Regions from separate parts of the Mus musculus genome. Here regions 1 and 3 are each linked to region 2. The links are chromatin loops, found by intact Hi-C in ENCODE. Cell type or tissue: gastrocnemius. All regions are shown on one strand.

Region 1 (8,000 bases), 170 kb after region 2:
CCACAGCAGTGGGGACATGAAGCCCTCTCTGTTCTTAGATAAACTTCTGTGGCCTGGAGCATGGCCCACTATCCTACACCACACACACACACACACACACACACACACACACACACACACACACACATGCACACACACACATACCAACTGGCCAGAGCTCTGAAGTCCTACAGTTTAGCTGAATTCGGTTGTAACTTAGGTCTGGGTTCTACTTGGGCTCTGGTCTCATGGGCAGAAGCCTCTGGGAATGCTTTTGTCCAGTACAGCACGTCCTCTGCCTGCCACTCATGACCTGGCCTCATCAAGGAAGGAGTTCAAAGTCACAACATGAAAGAGAGCCACAGTGTAGCCCTTTCAAGCAGACTTTAAATCCAACTTGCACTAGGGCCCTCTGTCCTGAATGAGTGGGGAGTCTGAGCAGCATAGGCCCACTGACGAGGCCAAGATTCAGATTCCCCTAGGGCTTTCTATGAAATGGAAGCCCCACCCAAGCTGAAGCCACTACACATAAGTAAAGTGGCCAGTATAGGGTCAGTGTATCCAGCAGTGCCCAGGACAAGGCAGGCAGGTCACCATGACCAACCAGACAGGCCAAAAGGAAGGCTCTATCTTCCCTCTGATAACCTGGCCTAAACTGGTCTCAGGTCCCCTCCAGTAGGACTGGACATTGACTCATCCTGTGGCTTTGTTTCCCAGTGTCCATGTGTGCCCCTGCTCGTGGGAAGGAGCAGTTGTCAGAGGCACTGTGCTGACCAAAACAGACAAGGGTTATCTCTATCATCTACCCAGAGGCTGAAGCTACAGCAATGGAAGAGATCTGGTTACAACTGTCTTAGCAGGGGATCTAACCATAGGGCACCGGATCAAGGGGTCAGATGACCTTGGAACCATGTGCCCCTCTGAAGACCCCTAAAGTTGGAGAGCAAAGATGACAGGTGCAGAATGCCAGCCAAGCCACAACCTGTGTCCCTGGGTTAGTAAAAGTCACCCTCATCTGCACAGGAAATGTGAAGACAATTAGGTGACTCACTGACCCAGAAAACCACCAAGTCCTGATAAGGAACATTTTGCGTCCTGGTGACAGCCCCTGAGATGAGAGGATGCCGCCAGGCTTGCCACCAAAAGGGCACCTTTCAACAATGAGCAATGGGAGCCATCTTGCTGGGGCCTTGTTAGATAAGCCTGTGGAGAGAAAGAGGCTGTGTGGAAAGTGCCTATACGCCAGGATCATGACAGGATCAGACCTGGCTTTAGGCCTGGAATACTCAAGTGACCCCCAGATTCATGAGGTGGGTCCTGGTCCCATCTTCTAGGTGAGTGGACAGCACCCTGAGCTACCTGAACCAATTTGAAGCTATAAACAGTGGAATAACACCACAGGCTTCCACCACACATCCAGAGTTTCAAGAAGCATCAGACCTCTGGGGTGAGAACAGGGTTCACTGAGGCAGGGTTGCCTGCCATCTTCTAGCCCAGTGCCAAGGTTTCATGGATCCATCCATCCAGTCTTGTATCTGTGACAACCCCATTGAGACATTGTTGCTGTCAGGTTTTGAGTATTGTGCCCTCAGCATAAGATCTGAATACATTCACACACACACACACACACACACACACACACACACACACACACACACACACTAAAGACTGCTCCTATTGTCTCTTCTAGCCCCTGGAGAGTCCAGTTTTCCTATAGGAATGCTTATGGCATTGACTAGGCATTCCCATGGCTTCTTGAGGGTCATATTCCACCCACCTGAGTTCCCTGTCCTTGTATGGTCATACTGTGTGTCTGTGTCCTGAACTCCTTTTAATCCATAACCCATTAGATTAGGCCCCATTAAAGTGATGTCGTTGTGGTTTAATGATCTCTTTAAAGACCACATCTTCAAGGGAAGGAAAAGTGGTTAGCAGAGGATCAAGGGTTCTGTTCCTATCACACACATGGTGGCTCACAACCATGTAACTCCAGTTCCAGGGGATCCTAATGTCCTCCTCTGATTTCTGAGAGCAGTGGCCACGTGAAAAGTGCACATACTGACACACAAGCCAAACATTCATACATATAAAATTTTAAAAATAAATAAATGCCAAAGAAACAAAGCCTCTTCCCAAACAGTCCCTCAGGCTGTCGAAGTTTTAAAGCTTCAATGCCTTCCCACGGCACATACAGTTCAGCCCAAAGAGGACAGGAGCCAAAGTAGAGGAAGGGTCTGAAGTCACAGGGAAAACCTGGGCCCTCCCATGGGCTCTGAAAGAGGGTAGGCTGCTGCTGTGGCTGACAGAAGCCTGCACAGACTAGGTCTGACTGGACATCGTTCCTTCTGCAAATGCTGGGTCTGCCAGCACCGTGAAGTTTGCAGGGCCCATTCCCTCTACGCAGCTCTTACTCAGCTTCAGTTTCTGGCTATTGATTTTAGATTAGTCTACACAGCTCAAGCCATGGAGGAGCTGGTCACAGGGGCAGAAAGACCAGTGACAAGACTCTGTCAAGCAGAGAAGAAAGACCATGTGGTCTCAGGAGCCCCTGCTTCTGGCCCAGTATACTCTCACTGGCTCTCCAGAAGGTTTTCTTGGTTTAGTTTGGTTTTTTGAGATGAGGTTTCTTGGTTATAACCCTGGCTGTCCTAGAATTCACTCTCTAGACCAGGCTGGCCTCTGCCTCTGAGTACTAGGATTAAAGGTGTGTGCCACCACCGCCTGGGTCCCTAGCTGTTTTTATGGTGAGTGACTTTAAACCTCACCACCCCTCAGGTTAGCACGTAGCCAGTTTTGCTTTCAAATGTTCTTCCATGAAGGAAAAAGACATGACCGTCAGAGCTGCCCCTCTCAACCCACCCAGGCATGATCCTGAAGCTAGTGCTTCTCAAAGTTTTCTCACATTTGTCTGTTTGTTTGCTTATGTGTGTATAGGGTGCGTGTGTGCCGTGACATGTGGCGAGGTCACAGAACAACTCCTAGAAGTCAGTTCTCTCCTCCCACTATGTGAGTCCCCTGGACTGAACCCAAGTTATCTTTATCCCCTGAACCATCTTACTGGACTTTTATTGTTTTACATTTGTAGAAACTAGTAGGCACCACCAACCCTGGAGAGATGGCTCAGTCAGCCGAGTATCTGTAGCTCAAGCATGAGGGCTTGTGTTTGATCCCCTGTTCAGGGGACGCATGAGAAAAACTGAGGAGACAGACTGGAGATCCCTGAAACTCACTGGCCAGCTAAGCCAGCCTGATCAGTACACCTCACGTTCAGTGAAAAGACTCTACCTCAAAACAAGGTGAACAGCACCTAAAGAATGACACCCAAGGGTCACTCACCTCTGCCCTCCACGTGCACCCACACGTGTGCACACACATGCACACAACACAAATGCAGATCCATATATGTATATACAACTACCTGACACTCCAGCTCCAGGAAATTCAAAACTCTATTCTGGACTCTGTACACACACACACACACACACACACACACACACACACACACCAACTGTGTTTTCTCCTTACATCCATCACTGGACTTACTGGACAGCCACCAAGTGTCTCTGGCTCCCCCATCTGCTCAATGGTAGTATTACAATCCCAGCATCCAAAGTCTGCTGAGCTGGACCACTTGAAGTATAGATTCTGGGAAACTCCCGAGCTGGCTTTAGCCACAACAGAAGAGACCTTGGAGATGAGAGATCCCCTGTCATCCCAGCTTCTGGGCTGCTGAGGCGCATATTCTGATGCCATCCAAGCTGCAGCAAGCAGGAAACATGAGGAAGATGGGCCTCATGCTCTTGTCAGTCTCTGACACTTGGCAGCCTTTGTCATTGACTAATACACGTCAGAAATTTTTCTGTAAATAAACCCTACTTGTGACTATAGGGTCTCTGAGTAGGAGAGGGGGCTTCATACACAGCACCCTCCAGAAGTTGACATTTTCCCAAAGGACCACATAAGCTCATGATGGTAGGTCCATGTGATTTGACAGCTCTGCCCGCCAGTCTTTGAGGAGCCGTGTAATGGTTAGTGTATGGAGTATCCCACACACACACAAAAAAAGAGGTTCACATATTGAAAGGGTGTTATTTGGGGAGGTTAAAGAAACTTGTGAGGTGGTGAGACCTTGCTAAATATGATGAAGAAGGGCTAAGTCCTTGAAGGATATTATCCCTGGCCTTTTGTAGCCACGCTCAGTCAGATTCCCGGCCAACCAAGCTGTGAGCAGCTTGTCTCTGCCACATGTTCCTACTGCTTTGGTGTTCTGCACAAATGCATTGGGTTAAGCAATCATGGGCTGATCCCTCAGAACTCTGAGCCAAATACATCCTCCTTGCCTCACTTGTTGTGAGGGATCTGTGTCACTGTGATCAGAAGTAAACGATACAGTCCACGGTGGTGGCTGCTTTTCTTTCCGTTCGCAGCAGAGGTCAATGCTCTGCCACTAGTCTGTGGGCCTGAGACCTCCTCAGTGACACGCTTATTCTCCATAGGCACAGACACATGGAAATCCACATGTGTGCGTGCACATCTGTGTACTCAAACCTGTACGTATGTACTGTCCCCATAGCATGTGGACAAAGTTTTCACCCATAGCAGAAAACCCTGGGAAGGAGCCTGAAGGCTTTGTCACTCATGGTGGGGAGGGGCCTTCACTCAGCCAGTGCTCTGAACAGACAGAGCCAGGAGCCCAAGGGAAAGTAATACAGATGGCAGAGTCACATAGTGGCTGGTGTGCAAAAAACAGTGACTGGACCCCCGGGGTCCCTAAGGACCCTTTCCAAACTATCTGGTCCCACCCAATTCCCAGAAGCTATCCACATAGTGGCCAGCTAAGATTCTTGAAGAACCAACTTAAATCACAACACCAGAGTGGCTATGCCTGAGTTTATTATCGGAAAGCAAAGAATGGAACAGAAACTCCGAAAATAAATATGTGCAGAGAAGAAGCCAAGCCAGGAGTGGAGAAGGTCAGAGAGTCAGCAGAATAGTTTAAGATGCGAAGGAATGTGCACGGTACAACCCATTCACTTCCTTCCTAGAAAACGGGGGCTAGAACGCCTGGTGCGGACTTGCTGGGCCTGTGGGAGCCCACAGACAGTGTCCTGGCACAGACAGCTCTCGATGTGTGTGTAGGTATGGCTCAGCTCACTGCCATCTGGGCATTCCAGGGTAACACTTCGGACACTGGTCTTCTCCTCCTTGCAGCAAGAGCACCTGTGATCCAGACCCTGGACCTGGGCAGAGTACCTGGGGACAAGAAGGGCAAAATGAGTGCCAGCCTCCCTGTGAACAGCATCAGAGTCCTCCCTCCTTGAGGCCTGTCCTTGAGCTCCTCCACCTGCCCCCCACCATCTCATACTTGTAGCCTGGCACTCACATGGCAAAAGTCCCACAGGACCCAAAACAGTAGTTCATGGAGATGTTCTTGGTGCAGCCATTGTAGGAAATCTCCTTCATGACGGAGACAGCAGAGCAAGGGACTCTGGTCTGGTTTTGAGGGATGCCTGTGGGGGAAAAATGACTCTAGCTAGCTAGCTCCCCTTGCCCCTTCCCTCTCTCTCCCCACTTCCCCTCCCTCTCCTTCTCTGGTGCCATTTCTTCTTCCTTCTCCGAGCATGTCTCTAGCCCTTAACTGAGTCCCACTTTCCTTTGAGGAACTGAGTCCCAACATGCAGCTGGGCTCCACCCAGCCTCTCCCTGGAAGGAGACTCAGATTCCTATACATCTGCATGAGTGTAGGAGACACAGTCCTGAAGCATCCTGTCCTGCATCTTCCCCTCAAGGCTCTGAGTAAAACTCACCCATCACCCAACATTTCCCCAGCCGTACTCACATGTCTTACAGCAGCCATTAGGCATGTATGTGATGGAGCCCTGAAGAGAAAGGAGAGTAAGAAAGGAGTCCAGAGCACCCCCAGCAAGTGAGTGCCCCTTCTTGTCATGGGATGCATAAGGGCTGTCCTACAGGAGGGTGTGGAACAAGCCCCCTGGAAACCAGGTAGCTGGTGCATTAAGGTTCCCTGCTCCTGGCAACGCATACATGGACAGGGCCATAGGGTCCCACTCACTGAAACACAATCACTTGGGTTGAAGTCGGGACAGGTGATGTTGGAGACCGAGGAGATGAGCTGGTTGTTGATTTTCATGCAGCTGAAGAAGGTGCACTTGTTGCTGGGGTTTTTGTGAATCTCCCCAGGCTGTGGACGCAACAGAATGAGGATGAGCAGGTGTACGCCAGAGGCCAGCCCAGGAAGACCTGGGAGGCAAAGCGCCACAGAAAGGAGGTCCAGAGTCACTGGGCAAGTGGCATCCGTTACAGTCTTGGAGATAGCTACTGTGGTTACATAACACAGAAATCTCTAACCTAGGTCTGACTTGTGAACTAGAAAGTGACTCTGAGTGGGGAAATGATCTTTGAAAAGCTCAAGAAAATAATCTGGATATGAGGTCACCCTACATGAAGGAGGTCCTAGCTCCAGGAATGAGTATCCTTATAAGAGACAGAAGAGGAGGCACAGGCTCAGATAGAAGGACACTACTACATCAGAGGTGATTCAAACACAAACCAAAATTGGCTGGAGCCCAAAGAAGAGGCAGGAAGGACTCCTCACAGCATCTGCCAGCCTTGATCTTACACTTCAGAGCTCCAGAAGTGGAGCAACCATATATGTTGCTTTTAGCCACCCAAATATGCTATGTGGGATTTAGGATGACTCAAGCCCGAAGTCATCCTAGCCTTGCCCTCAGTGGCTGCCTAGCTTGTGGGTGGAGCCAGAAGCGCACACACCTTCAGAATAATGTACTGCTGCTTGGGCCCCTCGATGATGCAATGGGTCTGCTGGCACTTCTTGCAACATTCCCCAGGGACGTCCACAAGCTCAAAGCCCTGTGAACACAGGAGAAGATGAAGCTGAGATCAAAGACTTGTCCCTGCACCCAACCAGACCGTGGAATCGGTAGAATGCCTCACCCAGGGGGAGGCTGTGTATGAACAAGTGCCATGGTGGGAGTAGATACAGGCCCAGTTTGGCAAGAGAGGTTTAAGAAAACTTAAAAATCATGTAAATGAACATGAAACCATGTGTCTTTTAGAAGATGGGAAGAGGGTAAACTGAGGCCGGCAGTGGGAGAAAAGAGGAGGAGCCACACTTACAGAGCTGCAGGAGATGTTACAGGGCACATGGGTACAGGAGATGACGTTGAGCTGGGTGCTGTTGTCCAAGATGTTGGTACATACACAGTCCTGGCACTTGTTGGAATACACTGGAGATCCGGGCTTTTGGGAAAAGGCAGAAGTAAGGGAGCTGCACGCACCATCATGCATGCATTACTCCATCTTCAGACAAGGGCAACGACACCCATCCTCCCTGTCCCCTCCCAGCTCAGAACTCACCTGGTATTCAGCATTCTGGTGCACACACACACCCTTGGGCACTTGGAAGAAAGAGTGGGGAAAGCCATCAGAGGTTATCCTGAGCCTCAGCCTGGCATACACATCTGAGTAGATGCTCAGGGCTGATGGGTACACAGCCATAGCCATGACAAGGAAGCCCAAGGAGAGAGCATGTTCCCTCCACTGGACCCTTGTTCACAGCCTGCCCCGCCCATGACCTTCCCTTACCCCGCTGGCCTCACTTACCACAGGAATAAACTGGACAGCATTTCCCGGGCACAATCTCGGTCTTCACTTCGAATCCCAACAAACATGTGGGGCGTTCAGCTTTGCATCGTTTGGTGTCACACTCTGAAGGCAGAGTAGGAGTGTGGTGACCAAGATGGATCCCATAGGTAGAGAACCTCTCCCCCATTGTACAGCATGGGTCCAGGCCTCTGTAGAGCCTACCAGGACCAGGCCCTGCAACAGGGACTCTTGGTCTGATCCAGCAGCCACTACCATCACCTCTCCAGTAAGCAGAACCTGAGCTCACCAACGAGGGAGTGGCAGACAGCCTAAGCCTCAGTGGGCATGTTTGACTCACTAGGAACATGAGTCCCAGTGGTCTGAGAAGGACTCCC
Region 2 (8,000 bases):
TGTATGTCTGGGTGTGTGTGACATGTGGATTGTCTGTGTACATGTCTGTGTGTGTCTATATGAGTGGTTCTCTGTCTAGTCTGTGACTGTGCAGGAGCCAGTCTAGTCTGTGACTGTGCAGGAGCCAGGACCGAGGGAGCTGTCTGCAGCTGTAGGGACACAGCTTATGTTCACATTTGGACGGAATATACAACTTGACTATTCACTGAGCCCGCCGTCAGGTCCTCACTGTATCAGTATCAGGCAAAAGTCACTACCTCCACTCTCCCAGTCACCTTCAGCCTGGCTGTCTGCCTCTCCAGGTCCTGTTACAAAGTTGGAGGCTCACGGGCAGGGGCCCATGTTTATCTACTCCCTGTCCCTACTCTAGTTGGCCTGGGTCCTAGGATGCTATCACAGGACATTTGGGAATGAGTTTAGTGAATGAGTTTGTTCTGACCCCAAATGTTCTGACCTACAAATTATCCATTTCAATAGTTGGAAGTTTAATGGCATAAGTAGCTAAATGTCTATAACACCGTCCTTTCCTTTCCTTTCTCGACACGTGCTGAGTTTTCACTTTTTGATTTATTTATGGTTTGTGGGAGGGGGTGTACATATTGTTTTGTTTTGTTGAGACAGGGGCTCACAATATAGCCTAGGATGGGTTTGAATTCATAATTCTGCTCCTTTGGCCAGGGTTACTGGTATACACTACCACATCTGGCCTAATATTTTAGAAAAAAATGTTATTACATTTTGTGTGTGCCTGTGTGTCTCTCTGTGTGTGTCTCTGTGCCTCTGTGTATGTACACACACACACACACACACACACACACACATGCCTATGTCATGGCTCATCTGCTGAGGTCAAACAATGATCTTCAAGGGTCAATTCTCTCCTTCCACCACATGGGTTCTCGTCAAACTCAGGTTGTCAGGTTTGCCAGCCCCTTCACCTGATGAGCTATCTGTGGCTCAGAGCCAGCCCACCTGACGTTTAAAATGTATATAATTTATTTAATATGTTTGGATGGTTTGCCTGAATGTATGTAAGCATGTCTGTTGCCCACAGAGGTTACAAGAGGACATCAGATCCCCTGGAACTGGAATTATAGTTGATCTAGGTGCTGGAAACTGAACCCAGGTTCTCTAGAAGAGCAAACAGTGTTCTTAACCGCTAAACCTTATCTTGCCAGTGCCACACTTAACCATTTAAATGAGCATCTATTATATGTATTTATAAGCACAGTTGTTTTCTCTTTGTCTTCTTGGCTGGCTGCCTAACCTCTGTTTTCTCCCCTTTTTTGTTGTTCATTTTCTATTGTGTCTCCTATAAATGGCATGCTGGCTTTGGTCTCTTTCCCAACACTCTCAAAGCTGAAAGTCTCAGTAGAGATTGAGGCCTGGACACTACTGTGATTCTCAGTGTTCCCATCTACTCTGCCACCTACTGAGCAGGCCCTTACATCCTTCTCCAGCTGTGGTGCTTTAAAGTAGAATTTAGATTCTTGATCTCCAGTTGGTAGAACAGTTTGGGAAGGCTTAGGAAGTGTGGGTGTATTGGAGGAGATATGTCCCTGGGGGCAGGCTTTGAATTTTCAAAAGGACTCAGTCCTCTCTCGCTGCCTCATGGTTATGGATCAAGATGTGAGCTCTTAGCTGTTTCTTTGCTCCACCATTATGGACTGTAACCCTATGAAACAGTAAGCCAAATTGCATGCTTCCTTTTATAAGTTGCCTTGGTCATGGTGTGTTATACGAGAATAAAAAGATCACTAAGACACTAGTCATCGCCATGTCAACTGAACTCTCTTTGTTCCACTTCTCATCTCAGGGGTGGGTTGCATGTTTTAATCCTGTATCTATTTTCTGGTAGCTTCCCTTCATATCTTATCATGCACCAGAAAGTATTTCTATCAACATCAGAAGTGATCCCCTGTGGTCCACCCAGTTGGGGCAACCATTCCTCCAAGGGATGATTACTCTACAGCATTTGGGACAGTCATGGTGTGATGCCAACACACACACACACACACACACACACACACACTGGTGTGTTATTGTTTTGTGGGTCATCTTAGCACCTGGGTGCAGTGCCTACCACTCTCTTGGTAGGTGGGTGTCATTAGCCAAGGTTCCCCCAGAAACAAGAAGAGTCCCATACACTGGATCAGAAAGGCCCCACATACGTATGTGTGCACTTACACCTACACACACAATGCACACATGCCAACTACACTCTGAGACCTGCATGTCTGTATGCCCACTATGTACTACACATTCATGTATGTGCACACAAAACAGATATGTATGTGTGCTACATAACCACACACACATCACAATTCATATGCACAACTATATACCCACACTCCACTACATTTGTCTATAACCACATCATGTACCTTTGTGCAGATATCTATGCTCATACATGTACATGAACTACACACATGTATACATACATACAAAGTCCCTTTGTGTACAATACCTCCACAGTATATGAGGACAAATCATGTGCCACGGCTACACAGGCATGTGGTAGACCCCTCACCTACCTCAGCCACACATATGTGCACACCCTATTGCTCACTCCCACATGGCCTGGCTCTCCTCTCTGCTCTGGCTTTGTCCTCCATGTTTCTCTGGCTTATCTCCTGAAATGCCAAGTCCTTGTGGACCCTTGATAATGCTCTGGAAATAGAGTTGAGGGATGTGGTACAGATGCTGATGGAAACAGGGTGCTGGACTCAGGTGGTCAGTTTTGTCCTCTCAGGGACAGCTATGTCTCTGTCCACTATTGCCCAGAGACTCAGAAAAGGGACACTTACTGTTAGCGCCTGAGCAGCGGCAAACGGCCACCAATTTAAAGGCTGTCCATTGTTGTCTGATGCTCCAGGAGCCCAGTGGACCACGAAGCCGTCAGTCACTGGAGGAATCTCAGCTCTGGGGATACTCTGGCCACATAAACCACCTCCAGATCCTAAAAAAGAAGGGGGTCAGGGTGCCAGTGAAGGGCAGTGCTCCTTCTTGCTGTAGGAGTAAAGCCAGGGCAGGGGAAAGAAACAGAAGATCAATAGAAAGCATTTTAAAAGGAGGGAGGAGGTGAAACTGAGAGACCTGGTGACAAAGATAGATACAGAGACAGAAAAGTCGAAAAGGTGATGGTAAGCTGGCTGGGAAGCTCAAGAGCTGGAAAACCTCATGGCCATCCTGGCTACTGTAGCCTGGCCTTCGAATCCCCTCCCTCCTTCACCCCTCTGGGGGTGCGGAGGGGGGTGGAGACTCTTGCACCTCGACCGCCAGGTGGCGCTAGAGGTCCCCTGACTTGGTTTCTGCAGGCAGGACCGGTGATTTCTGATTTCTGATCAGTGGCCTTTCTTCCCTCTTATTTGGAAACATTGTTCAGAGGAGGCTAGGGAACAATTGTGGGTGTAGGATGGGAGGATGGAGCCTTACAAGAGGCAGGCTCAACACTATGACAGCCTGCAGAAGCAAACACTCTGAGGTGCATCAAATTCAAATGGTCCTAGGAGGTGGCTGGAAGAACTTGAGAACTGGGAGCCCCTCTCTCCATTCTGTTCTTAATGTCCTCTCCCACAGAGCCAGGGTCATAGAACACAGTGTTCCCACCTGGACATCTTTTCTCCATAATCAGCTGACTGAAACAGTCACTCTTTCAGCTATATTATCTTTTCAAGGGGTTCTGAAGTCCACTCTAAAACCATGAATCACAGCCAGGTGCATCTACTTCTGTGAGGTTGTCCTCCTGCCTCTGTTGTGACGTTTTCTGGGGGAGACGTGAACAAAATGTTTGTTCACTCTAGGTAAGGTATCAAGGGCAGATCGAAGACATCCTTTCCACCCAAGTCTAGCTTGGTGAACCAAGGACTTAAAGCTTCTTTGATAGAACACAGGTTGCAGGTAGCTTCACAAAGGCATCTCTCCTCCCCAACACTTACTGCTTGCGATCTTATACAGTCTTGGTAGAGTTATGAGCTGTAGGCAGCTGGGCACCTAAAAGATGGCGCCGGCTTCCGGTACACCGTCGTAAACAATGGCACTGCGCAGGCGCTAGCCCGAATCTGGCGCCAACCCCTCCCAAGCGGGTGCATACAAATCAATCTGCTGGCAGACTGACCAATCCCAGGAGGACACATAGCTCTCCCCAGTGCTGGGGTGTATATAAGCAGTCCTCCCTGGCTTTCCCGGGTTCCCGTAGCATCGAGGTGTTCCTGAAATAAAGAAGGCTGTTGAGAAGAATCCGACCGTGTTGTGTTTTTCTTGCTGGACGAGGTGAGCACAACAATGGCCCTATGAATTGCCACAGACTATCCCCCTTTTGGGTCTCCTATCTGTGTGGAACGGGTCTCTGGTTGCAGGTGGACAAGGAGTCAGCGAATGACAAACAGAAGCGACGCAAGAGATTGTGCAGAATCTGAATGCAATTTGTCAAATCAAGCATCAAGCTTTTTATACAGAAGAAAATAGGGAAGTTGGGTGACACAACTTTGGCAAGGTACAAAGAGGTTACTGGATTCTTACACAAAACAGAGGAATGTAAACACAAAAGTACTGGCAGGAACCAACTGGGATAAAATTCAATGTTAACAACTGGGATCAAAAACAGCTCCACCTAAGGTCCACTTAATCTTAGAAGCCAGGGTCAAGGGCTTCATGCCCTTGCCATAGTTCTTATTCTAGTCTATTGTATAGTCCACCTTCCCCCTAGGCCATTGTAAATACTTGTGTATGGGTGTAACTCAGCTATCTATACTTCTAAGTATCTACTCTGGTTCCTTCTTAGATCACAAACTTCCTTCTTCCTAGATAATGGTAAATTCCTGTGTAGGGCAGTGACTTAGCTATCCATGCCCAGGGTCGATCAAGGACTGCCTAAAATCTAACTTAGCTATATGTCAAAATATCAATCCTTAAGAGCACTTGTAATAAAGCAATATTAAAGGAAAGCACACAGATCTGTTTACCAACTAAAGCAAGGACATTGGAGCATTCTTTATACAGGATGCCACGATTCCAGGAGACTAAGTGTCCATGAACTTTTCGCCTCAGGACAGCGCCCAGGTTTTCGGGGCCTGTCGAGCTTGTCACTACTGGAGTAGATGTAGCAGTGAATTGCAGAGTTTTATCTGCATTGTCAGCCTCCTGAAGCTCCTGAGTCTTGGGAGCCTCCCACCTCTTTCCAGGATAAAATGTTCTAGTTCCCATGATGTATGTGCCTGACCAGTTTACAAGGAAGTTAGTTGAATTCTGAGTCCTTTGTCTGTGCTGTTCAGTAAATAGTGTTTCCCTGTAAACAAACTCAAAGATTGGGGTCAGTCCCCAGCACCCATGTAAAACGCTGAGCACTGGGGCTGGAGAGATGGCTCAGTGGGCAGGAGCACTGGCTGCTCTTCCAGGCGGCTTGATTTCAGTTCCCAGCACCCACATGGCAGCTCATAACTGTCTGCAATTCCAGTCCCAGGGGATTTTACTCTCTTTTCTGACTTCTGTGGATACTGTTTCACATGGTTTATACAAATCAAGTGGGCAAACACTCATACACATTTAAAAATAGAAAAACTAAACATGATGCTGTAAATTTGTAATCTCAGAGCTGGGAAGGCAGAAACAGGAGGATCCCCAAGGCTTGCTGACTGGCCAGTCTCGGCCATTTGGCAAGTTTCAGACCAGCGAGAGGCTTTGTCTGAAAAGACTGTGGAGGTGTCTCTGTGGACAAAGCACTTGCACACAAGCATGCAGACCTGTGTTCAAATACCCAGAACCCATACAAAGCTGAGCACAGAAACTCACTCCTACAATCCTGGCACTCCTAATGTGTGATGGGTGGCAGAGACAGGAAGGGTCAGAAGCTTACAGAGCTAGCTGGAAGTATGTAGCAGAGAAATGACAGAGACAATGTCTCAAGGCATTGTCCAAACGATGTCAAGGACAGACATATGAGGTTGTCGTGTGATTCCTGCTCTCCTGTTATAGCATGTATGTGATCACACCCAGACTTATGAATAAGCACACACATACATACACACACACACACACACACACACACACACACACACACACACACACACGAAGGGAGAAGAAACACAAGGTTTTGGGTTTTGTTATTGTTTTGTTATGCGGGGTGTGAGGCTCTTGTGAGGAGTGAGAAGCAGCTAAGCTTCCCTAAGCTATCTGTGCATGGATGTTAGCTATCTGTGCAGCCTCTCAGCCCTGTATGTAAGAATCTACTCATCTGTGAGAAGGGATATTTCTGCCAGATTCCAAGATGACTAATATTAGTGCTGGTGCCTAGGACTGTGGAGACTGCCTTTATCCATGATGAGTTTTATCTGTCTGTCCATCCATCCATCTATTTCTTTATTTTTAGTATATATATATATATATATATATATATATATATTTGGGAATGTGTGTGCCATGGTCTTGGCAACAAGTGCTTTTTGTCCCCCTGAGATGTCCTGACAACTCCTAAGACTGGGTCTTGCTGAATGAGCAAGAGATTTCCAGGCAGAAGGTAGTGGAGAAAGACTTAAAAGCAGAGAAATAAAGGAACAAGAAGAGTTTAATGGTCACTAGAAAGGGAAAGGCACCTCAGGCCACAGGCAAAAATCAGTACAAAAACAAGGCAAGCTAGACAGGCAAAGGGAAAACGGTTTAGGTTGCAAGACGGCTGGAAGCTGATATACCTGCAAAGCTGCATCAGAGCTGAGCCACCAGGAACTGGCCAGGATCAGCACCACTCAGGAGATGACCACAGGCTGTTATTTGTTTGGTTACCATGTCATTTCCATATGATGTGAATTACAAAGTCACCTGCTGCCAACATGTTTCTCACATTAGAATAGATCCAGAAAAGCCCTTTAAGGATGAAGGGAACCACTAAACTGATTTCCAGAGTGGTTGTACCAGCTTGCAATCCCACCAGCAATGTCGGAATGTTCCTTTTTCTCCACATCCTTGCCGGAATCTGCTGTTACCTGAGTTTTTGATCTTAGCTATTCTGACTGGTGTGAGGAAGAATCTCTGGGGTGTTTTAATTTGCATTTCCCTGATGACTAAGTACTACCTGAGGACCCAACTATACCACCTCTGGGCATATACCCAGAAGATGTTCCAACATATAACAAGGACACATGTTCCATTATGTTCACAGCAGCCTTATTTATAATAGCCAGAAACTGGAAAGAACCCAGATGTCCTTTAACAGAGGAATGGATACAGAAAATGTGGTACATTTACACAATGGAGTACTACTCAGCTATTAAAAACAATGAATTCATGAAATTCTTAGGCAAATGAATGGAACTAGAAAATATCATCCTGAGTGAGGTAACCCAATCACAAAAGAACACACATGATATGCACTCACAGATAAGTGGATATTAGCCCAGAAGCTCTGAATACCCAAGACATAATTTCACAGACTACATGAAGCTCAAGAGGAAGGAAGATCAAAGTGTGGATACTTTGGTCCTTCTTAGAAGGGGGAACACAATATTCATGGGAGGAGATACACAGACAAAGTGTGGAGCAGAGACTAAAGGAAAGGCCATCCAGAGACTGCCGCATCTGGGAATCCATCCCATATATAGTTACCAAACCCAGACACTATTGTGGATGCCAACAAGTGCTTGCTGACAGGAGCCTGATATAGCTGTCTCCTGAGAGGCTCCACCAGTACCTGACAAATACAGGGGTAGGTACAACCATTGACCTGAGCACAGTGTCCCCAATGGAGGAGCTAGAGAAAGGACCCAAGGAGCTGAAGGGGTTTGCAACCCCATATGAACCAACAATATGAACCAACCGGTACCCCCAGAGCTCCGGGGACTAAACCACCAACCAAAGAGTACACATGGAGGGAGCCATATCTCCAGCCGCATATGTAGCAAAGGAAGGCCTTGTTGGGCATCAGTGGGAGGAGAGGCCCTTAGTCCTGTGAAGGTTCAATGCCCCAGTGTAGGGGAATCCCAGGACAGGGAAGCAGGACTGGGTGGGTT
Region 3 (8,000 bases), 150 kb after region 2:
GTGATTCAGCTTTCGTTGCTATAACACAAACACCTCAGATAGACATCTTAGGCTGATAACAGACAATAATAGGGTTGGTTTTGTGCTCGGGGCTCATGTTTTGGAGGTTCTAGTCTATAGTCATTGGGCTCATGCTTGAAACTTGTGACAAGGCCATGCATCACAGCAGAAGTGTGTGGGTACTGGAGACTTGAAGCCTTCAACACATGGGTCCTTCAGGTAATGCCCAAGACCAAACCTTATGTAATGGTTGATATAGACTGTCAACTTGACATGATCTAGTAGAATCTAGGAGACTAGACCCTGAATATGTCTGTAAGGAGCTCCTGGATTGGGTTGACTGGGGAGTAAATACCCACCCCAAATGTAGACATCACCCTCGCATGGCCAGAATAAAAGGGGGAAAGCTGAGTACCAGCATTCATCCATCTTGCTTTCCTGTGGACTTGACCTTGTGAACTTGCTTCCATACCTTCCCCACCAGGACAGACTGTGTCCCTGAAATGTGAGTCAGGAAAATCCCTATATTAAGTTGCTGTTGTTGGGTACTTGGTCCTGTGAAGAGTAACTAACATGCCACAAAGGCATCACTGAACTCTCTAATACCGATTGCTGGGGTTGTGTGTGCCTTGCCAGCCACTGGTGCTCTATCTCATCTCTAGCCTGCGTCATCTTTGTTGACTCATCCTTCCAGTTCAGTGTTTCCTATCGCAGGATCTTTCCCCTGCTGTCTATTACTAAAGTCCACGGTGGTAGCTACTTTCCTCATTGCTGTGACCAAATGCAAGAAGCAATCTAAGGGATGAAGAGCTTGGTTTTGGCTCATGGTTTGCAGAGATACATCCCATCGTGGTGGGGAACTTATGGTGGTGGGCCACTCTGTGGCCAATAGTTGTTCACACCAGTGGACCAGGAATCAAAGAGACTTAGGTAGAACAAAGTCTAGGCTACACCCCTCAAGACCAATCCTTCAGTGATTCACTTCCTTCAGCAAAGCCTCGTCTCCTAAAGATTCCACAATCTCCCCCAAACAGTGTTTCTCACCTGAAGACAAGAGTTGAAACAGATGACCCTGTGAAGCATGTTTCACACATACACACACACACATACACACACACACACACACACACACACACACACACACACACACACAAGCTTTTGACATTTTTTCTTGCTGTTATTGTAGCTCTCAGTCCTAAAATTTACAATTGGTTCCCCTTGATGTCGTTTTTTATGTATGCTTTTCCTACATGTTGGTTACAGACAATATGTATGTCTGATGCCCAGGGAGGCAGGAAGAAAACACTAGATTCCCTGGGACTGGGGACTACAGATGGTTGTGAGGTGCCATGTGAATGCTGAGAATCCAACCTGGGTCCTCTAGAAGAGCAGCCAGTGCTCTTAATCTCTAAGCCATCTCTCCAGCCCTACTCCGGTATTTTTCATATCTCTACTTAGATTCTGTGTTCTTTGTAGAGCCTCTGTGTATATTTTAAGCTGGCCTCTGTGTTGCTCATTTTACAGTGGCTGTGTTGAAGGCCTTGACTGAGTATATGTACAATCTGTGCTGTCTCAGTGTTGACCTTTACTGATCACCTTTGACTTCAGCTTGAGATCTTCCTGATTCTTGTACTGAATTTTTTATTAAAATTTATGTATTACAGGTTCTGTTATGAGATTGTGGATCTTACAGGTCTTTTAGTTGGCTTCCCCTAGCACTCAATCACCAGGAGACAGAGGCTCACGTTGGCTGCAGATGTCTGAATTCCCAAGGGGTCTCTGCACATTGCTCACATTGAGTTTGACTCTTGCTCAGGGTGAGACAGGTACCTTGTTACAACTCTTCACAAATCCTCCACTGACACTGTGGACACTTAGTCACCAGTGAGATAAAGCCAAGACTGGGAGATGGGTACTTCATTGCTGATAGTGTGGTGGTGGCAGAGGGTGGGAGAGTCTGTGTATCCACAGGGTCTACACTGAGACCTCACCGGCCTAAAGGGAAGAAGGAAAGGGTGCCTAGCTGAGATAAATCCCAGCTAGGGTCTTATCTCCACTGCCTCTGCTGTCCTTTGTGAAACATGTTTTGTGTAGGGTGGACTAAGGCAGTAATCTGTGTGTGTTTGTGTGTGTGTGTACGTATGTATGTTTGTATGTGTGTATGTATGTATGTGTGTATATGTGTATATGTATGTGTGTATATGTGTGTATGTAGTATGTATGTGTATATGTGTGTATGTATTTATGTATATACGTGTATATGTATATGTGTATGTATGTGTATGTGTGTTTGTGTCTGTGTGTATGTATATGTGTGTGTGTATGTATGCAAGTGTGTATATGTGTGTAGTATTTATGTGTATATATGTGTGTGTATGTATTTATGTATATATATGTGTGTGTATGTGTGTATGTATATGTGTATATGTATGTATGTGTGTTTGTGTCTGTGTCTCTCTCTCTCTCTCTCTCTCTCTCTCTGTGTGTGTGTGTGTGTGTGTGTGTGTGTGTGTGTGTGTGTGTGTGTGTGTTTGAGGAAGAGGATTGAGACAAGATCTTGCTATGTGGCCCTGCCTGGCCTGGTACTTAGTGTGTAGATTGTAGATAAGGTCACACAATATAGGCCAGGATGGTCTTAAACATGTGGAAATGCCTCATCCTCCCAAGTGCTGGAAATACAGACATGTGCCACTCTGTCTAGCTTGTTCTCCATTTTTTTAGGGTGTCCCTTTCCTCATCACTTCAGCTCTAGAAAGCAAGATTTTATTCCCTGCATATCGCTTCTTTATTGGTGTTCCATTCTGCTAACCTTCTCAGCTCCGTGTCTGGGACATCAAGACCATCTGCTGAGGTCGTTGCCCCAGTAAAATACAATCCCAGGAGACTCACCCCTATGAGTCTCGACCGGTTTTGGATTTCAGTGGATGAAAGGGAAGTTTTAATTTGCATGTGAGGAGCCAGAATGCAGATTCTGTGGGTTTGTTCAGGGTCAGCTCCTTTCTGTGGTTTACCAAGATTCCTAGTTCAAGGTCTGGCGACATTGTGCTTGCACCTCAGCCTGCTCTGTCTAGCATGCTGCTGCCTCCATCCTGAACCTGCAGACTGTGAATAGAGGCACCACAGTTTGCATGAGAAACCACCACACACACATACCGCAGACTCATACGTTAAACACATGGATCCAGCCGGTGTCACAGTTTTAGGCATTCAGCTTGCGCTCTCTTTCTTTCCCTGAAAACTGGAGAGATAGATTCCTTCTGGGGGAGTCAGCTGCTATAGTTTGAATATAAAACGCCCAACTCCCCATGTGCTGAACACATGCTCCTCACCTTGGAAAGTTCTGGAAACATTAGATAGTGCCTAGCTGGTAGAAGTAGGTCACATCCTATGCTTTTGAAAGCAATACATTTGCTCTCTGCTTCCTCTCTGTCATGAGAGCAAGAACTTCCTCTACAACACATTTCTGCCATCAGGATGCATGGAGTTCAAGTGATCATATGTAGACTGAATGTACCCTCTGAAAACTTGGCTCAGAATCAGCCCCTCTCCTTTGGGTTGTTTACATCAACTACTTTATCGCAACAATGAGGACATTGACTGCTATGCAGGGAGAATGCTCACACTTCGTTTGTTTCCTTGCACTGGTTTGGATCCCCTCTGATACTGTCCACCTCTCTCTACTCCCCAGTCCTTAGCATAGGGTCCCCTCTATGCTGTCTATGACTATGAGTGGCAGATGTGCCCATCTGGTGGCAGCCACTCCTCAGCACTGAAGGGACTCTCTCTCTGCATGCTTCCTCCCTGTTCACAGGGAACCCTCCATGCCCTCCACCTGCCTTACTCTACTTTATAATATGTTTTTCTCTAGACGTTTTTAATGAGCCCCACCACAGCTAGGGGTGTGTGTGTGTGTGTGTGTGTGTGTGTGTGTGTGTGTGTGTGTTGCTTACATGAACATGGCCTCCCTAGTCTCTGGAGATCTTCCTAAGGTCTGTGGATCACCTGGCTCTATAAGTCATCATTTGGTTGATGACTAAAAAAACCTATGATTTAAAGGACCAAAGGACTTAGGCTCCCTAGTATGACCACTGTGGGCTCGCTGAGCCTCTCCCCTGTTGATGGAGGATCAAGAGAATCTCTGGGCACCGTAGCAGAGGAAATGACAGCTGGAAATCTGCCCAAGAGCATTGTAAGAAGCGCCAATTTTCCATTACTTTTTATTCCCTGGGCAGTGTAAATAAAGAAGTATGAATATGGCACACCAGGCGTGATGGTGATGGATGGGACCTAAGTCTGGAAAATCATTGCTGGAGGGTTTAGGGATGGAACCCCCTAAAACCTCAGGAATCAGGGTCACATACAATGGTTTCATCGTGATAGTGACAGGGATGGAGGGTGAGGAGGCGGAGAAGAAGAGAAGAGCTTTGTCCAGAGCCCAGGCAATCCCTGTACTGACCATAAAACAAAACTGAGTTATCCTTCCTCTATCTTCTGTCAGTTCCCAAAGTTGCTGAGGTCCAGAGAGGCTCAGAGCCCTGGCCAGGATCGCACAGAACCACTTTCCTGTTGGAATCCTTGTCCTCCCTGCCTTGGATCAGGGATCTGGCAGTCTCAGGGACACCCAAGCTCCTTCTCAGACAGCTTCTGCTTCAACCCAGGTGCACCCTCCCCCAACCTCTGGGTGGGGCCAGGTTGGCTAGACTATGAGGCTCCTCAGCCCCCCCCCCAGCTTTTGTCCCCAAAGGCTTAGAATAGGAGGCCCCACACAAAGAACTGTTTGCCTTTCCCCCAGCTCTAGGGCAATACTTTGGCTGTGAGCCAACCTTGGGGCCCCCTGGGCCCACCAGCTATAGGTTACTGTTATTCATCCACTTGAGGATAAAGGGTGGGTCAGAATAGCCTCTAGAGGCTGCATTTCCTGCTGAGAGGACAGGGGCTTTGTGAAGGGATTGTGGACATAGAGCATTTAGATAAGTGGATGTGGGACTTGTGGGGGACACCATGTGGAATGGGGTGTATAACTCTGGCCCAGACTCAGAAGAAACACACATGATGTGATAAGGTGGGACCTGATGATGCTAGGACTCAAGGAGGAAGCCAGGTTGGCTGGGCCAAGGTGGGCTCAAGCCAGACTGGTGGGGGCATGACTGAATGCAAGTGATCTCTGGGATGGGACAGAGGAGGAAGTGGACTGCATCCCCCCTGCCCAAGCTCTCCATTCAACACCCCATGCCTCCCTCACTGTCCCCAGGACCCTTGCCCTGAGTCCTCCAGCTGTCTAGGCCCCCACTCCATCCAGTCCCATGCTCAGCAATCCATCCCTGTCATCTACAAGCCAAGCGCCTGGCTTGCCACTCAGTCTGGAGCTACCTGATCCCCACATCTGTGGTTCTCTTATTGATTCCATGCTTGATTTAGGTTGGTTTTGGTCACAGGTCACTGTAAGATGCTCAGAACTGTCTTGGGATGAGCTCTGACTGCAGAAGAGACTGAGATTCCCTGGTTCCAGCTCCCTTACCGTGGGTACAGTCTCAGGACCTGAGCAGAGCAAACAGGGATGCATTTGGTCCCACAGGTAGCCAGACCCAGCTACAAATCCTAGTGTCTGAGACTGATCCCCAGTGCCCCCTCCCCAATGGCCTTCATGTTCCACACACAGGGGACACATACTTGATGAGGAAGGCTGCCTCTGAGGACCAAACAGGAGCTTAAACTGCCAACCTTGGCTCCCATCCACCTTGGTCTCTGGGGCAGAAGGCCCCTGGCCTGGCCTCTCCAGCCCTCCTCCCTCTTGTTGGGAGCTAGGCAGTGCTGCCTCTCTGTAGCCCGGGAACACCTCTCCCCTGGGCCTGCCCAACTCCACCTGAGACAACATCCTGGCCTCGATAAAGCCTAAGGGCGCACGCCAAGCTAAGCAGCTTATCTACCACAACGCAGCCGCACCCAAGAGGAGACACGCTGAGTGTAGATAAAGGGACAAGTTGGTGAGTGGTGTTCCCAGATATCTATCAAGGTCAGTGCCAGAACTTGGCAGGGCCCTCTGCCACCTTAGTGGGGGAGCCTCAGGTTTCTCTCCCTGCACCCCACATCTGTCGGGATCATTTGAAGCTGTGTCAGATATCCTGAGGGATGGCCCACCACAAGTGGCAGTGGCTGAGCCTAGGGGCACCATCTGCTGGAGGGAATCTCAAGGGGTCTTGATTGTCTTCTTGATCAGTGGCCTCTTCTTAGACTTTCAACTGTCTGTGCTCCCTGGCTAAGATGGCTCTAAGTAAGGCAATGGGCAGTAGAAGTGGGTCCAGCTCTATCAGGATTTAGTAGGTATCTTTAGACCTTGGTTTCCCCAGACACAATAAGGATGTTGAGATATGCCTCATAAAGTCCTCTGATATTCCTTCAGAGTCAGGGCGTGGCACACACACACACACTGAGCTAGCATGAGCTTGACACACCTGTCGTGAGGAAAGGAGAGAGTGTTGGAGAAGGTAGGTTTCCATGGCTACCAATGGCCTTGCTTGGTGGGCACTCTCAGCCTCCACTCGCTAAGACCAAGACCTATTATTGTTGCCAGTGGCAGGTCCAATGTCATATTCCTCCAGCAGCCTGCTAGAAGAAAGGCACAAGGCCAGCACTGTAATCTCTGGAAGTCCACAGTGTATCATATACTTTGTTGCAAAGGTAACATCCTGAGAGTGTCCAATAAACCACTGCCCACAAAGTCAGGGTCGTATCCCTCAAGTACTATGGAGAATAGGATATATATATATATGCTATCAGAAAGATATATGATGCATGAGGCTTCCTCCGATCTGAGTTCTATCCTAGTGTCCTTGGTGCCTGTACAGGCTCAAGCAGGCCATGTAAAAAGCCTCTGCCTGGAAGGCACGATGGATGGTGGCCTTGACTAAAAAAGTGGACCATGAAGCAGAAGATTCAGGTTCACTTCCCTATGGTGGGAGGATGATGGTGTTAGAGAACCAGGCATTCCAGCCTCCCCTGTATTCAGAGACCCATCACTAGTCATGTCCATGCCCCTGTCCCAACCTCACATCTCTCCTCCCCTCTTCCCTGACCTCCTGAAGGCACTTGGGTAATCACACATCTCATCAACTTGATTTAGGCCCTCCTTGACAACTGTCTTTCCATGTTTCTCCGGCTTGACCCTTCAGCCACTCATTTCCCTCATTATGCCTGGGCTCGGAATCCTCACTTACATTCTGATGCCCGTCCTGCTGGCCAGACAAAGGGCTGTAAGGTGTACGTAGCCAAGCTGTGAGAGACACTATGTGAATGGGCCACATGCAACAAGATCTAAAGAGCTGGGACACGGGGCAGAAGATAGCCGGGTAGCCCCACAGGTTATTCTGCTGTGTAGGGCATGGGGGTCTGGCTGGACAAAGGCCCTCAATGCCATGCCCATCCTAGAGAGCAGGGGAAGGACAAGACATCCGTGAGAAAGCCGGACAGGGTCTCCGAGGCGCGTTACTTTTCTCATTACTATGGCAAAATGTTTGACAAAGCAACTTAAGGAAAGTTTCATTTGAACTGACAGCTTAAGGATACACTCCATTATGGCAGAGAAGACACAGCACCCGGAACGTGAGGTGGTTGGTCACACTGCGTCTGCAGCTAGGAGGAAAGGAGAGATAAATGTTGGTACTCAGCCCACTTTCTCCTTCTTCGGTCTAGGACCCCACCCCAAGGAGTGGTGCTGCTTACGTTCAGGGTGGGTCTTCCCACCTCAGTTGACCTAATCTAGAAATTCCCTCACAGAGGTAGGTCTCCTGGGAGATTTCAACCCCTGACAAATTGACATCAATAGTAACCATTGCAATGGATGCCCATCCCAGGATTATGCAGACCTGTGGTACTGATTGTCCCGTCCAGCAGGACTTAGTTATTCCGTGGGTCGAGAAGGACCAGGGCCTGAAAGAGAAATGAGTGGAGAAAGGGAAGCGAGACCAAGCAGAGAATTGTCAAGGTCTGTTTAATGAAGGCTA

Evidence for each region. Peaks named below come from ENCODE experiments on the same cell type or tissue, not always from the same donor. Only the 100,000 strongest peaks of a DNase experiment are listed, where the experiment ranks them.
Region 1: a loop joins it to region 2, with 11 times the contacts of the local background. A loop is called at or near these places in 24 of 42 quality-filtered maps.
Region 3: a loop joins it to region 2, with 2.5 times the contacts of the local background. A loop is called at or near these places in 13 of 42 quality-filtered maps.

Annotation. Positions count from the first base shown.
Region 1 is chr7:141,751,547-141,759,546 of GRCm38, reverse strand. Muc2 (mucin 2) reads right to left here. Exons shown (of 48, transcript NM_023566.4): 41 at 7,624-7,728; 42 at 7,378-7,418; 43 at 7,138-7,260; 44 at 6,772-6,870; 45 at 6,053-6,181; 46 at 5,819-5,858; 47 at 5,363-5,489; 48 at 4,856-5,232. The coding sequence ends at 5,010. Among named protein-coding and RNA genes, the nearest start is that of Muc5ac, 33 kb to the left of the region's middle. In gastrocnemius, a CTCF peak has its summit at 3,563; a DNase peak (open chromatin) is centred at 3,548.
Region 2 is chr7:141,920,391-141,928,390 of GRCm38, reverse strand. It overlaps Gm32539 (a long non-coding RNA gene), which reads right to left and starts at 4,088. Exons shown (of 3, transcript XR_378616.3): 1 at 3,610-4,088; 2 at 2,808-2,959. In gastrocnemius, a CTCF peak has its summit at 3,264 (motif pointing right); a DNase peak (open chromatin) is centred at 3,283.
Region 3 is chr7:141,769,091-141,777,090 of GRCm38, reverse strand. No RefSeq gene overlaps it. Among named protein-coding and RNA genes, the nearest start is that of Muc5ac, 16 kb to the left of the region's middle. In gastrocnemius, no CTCF peak of the experiment used is centred here; a DNase peak (open chromatin) is centred at 4,806.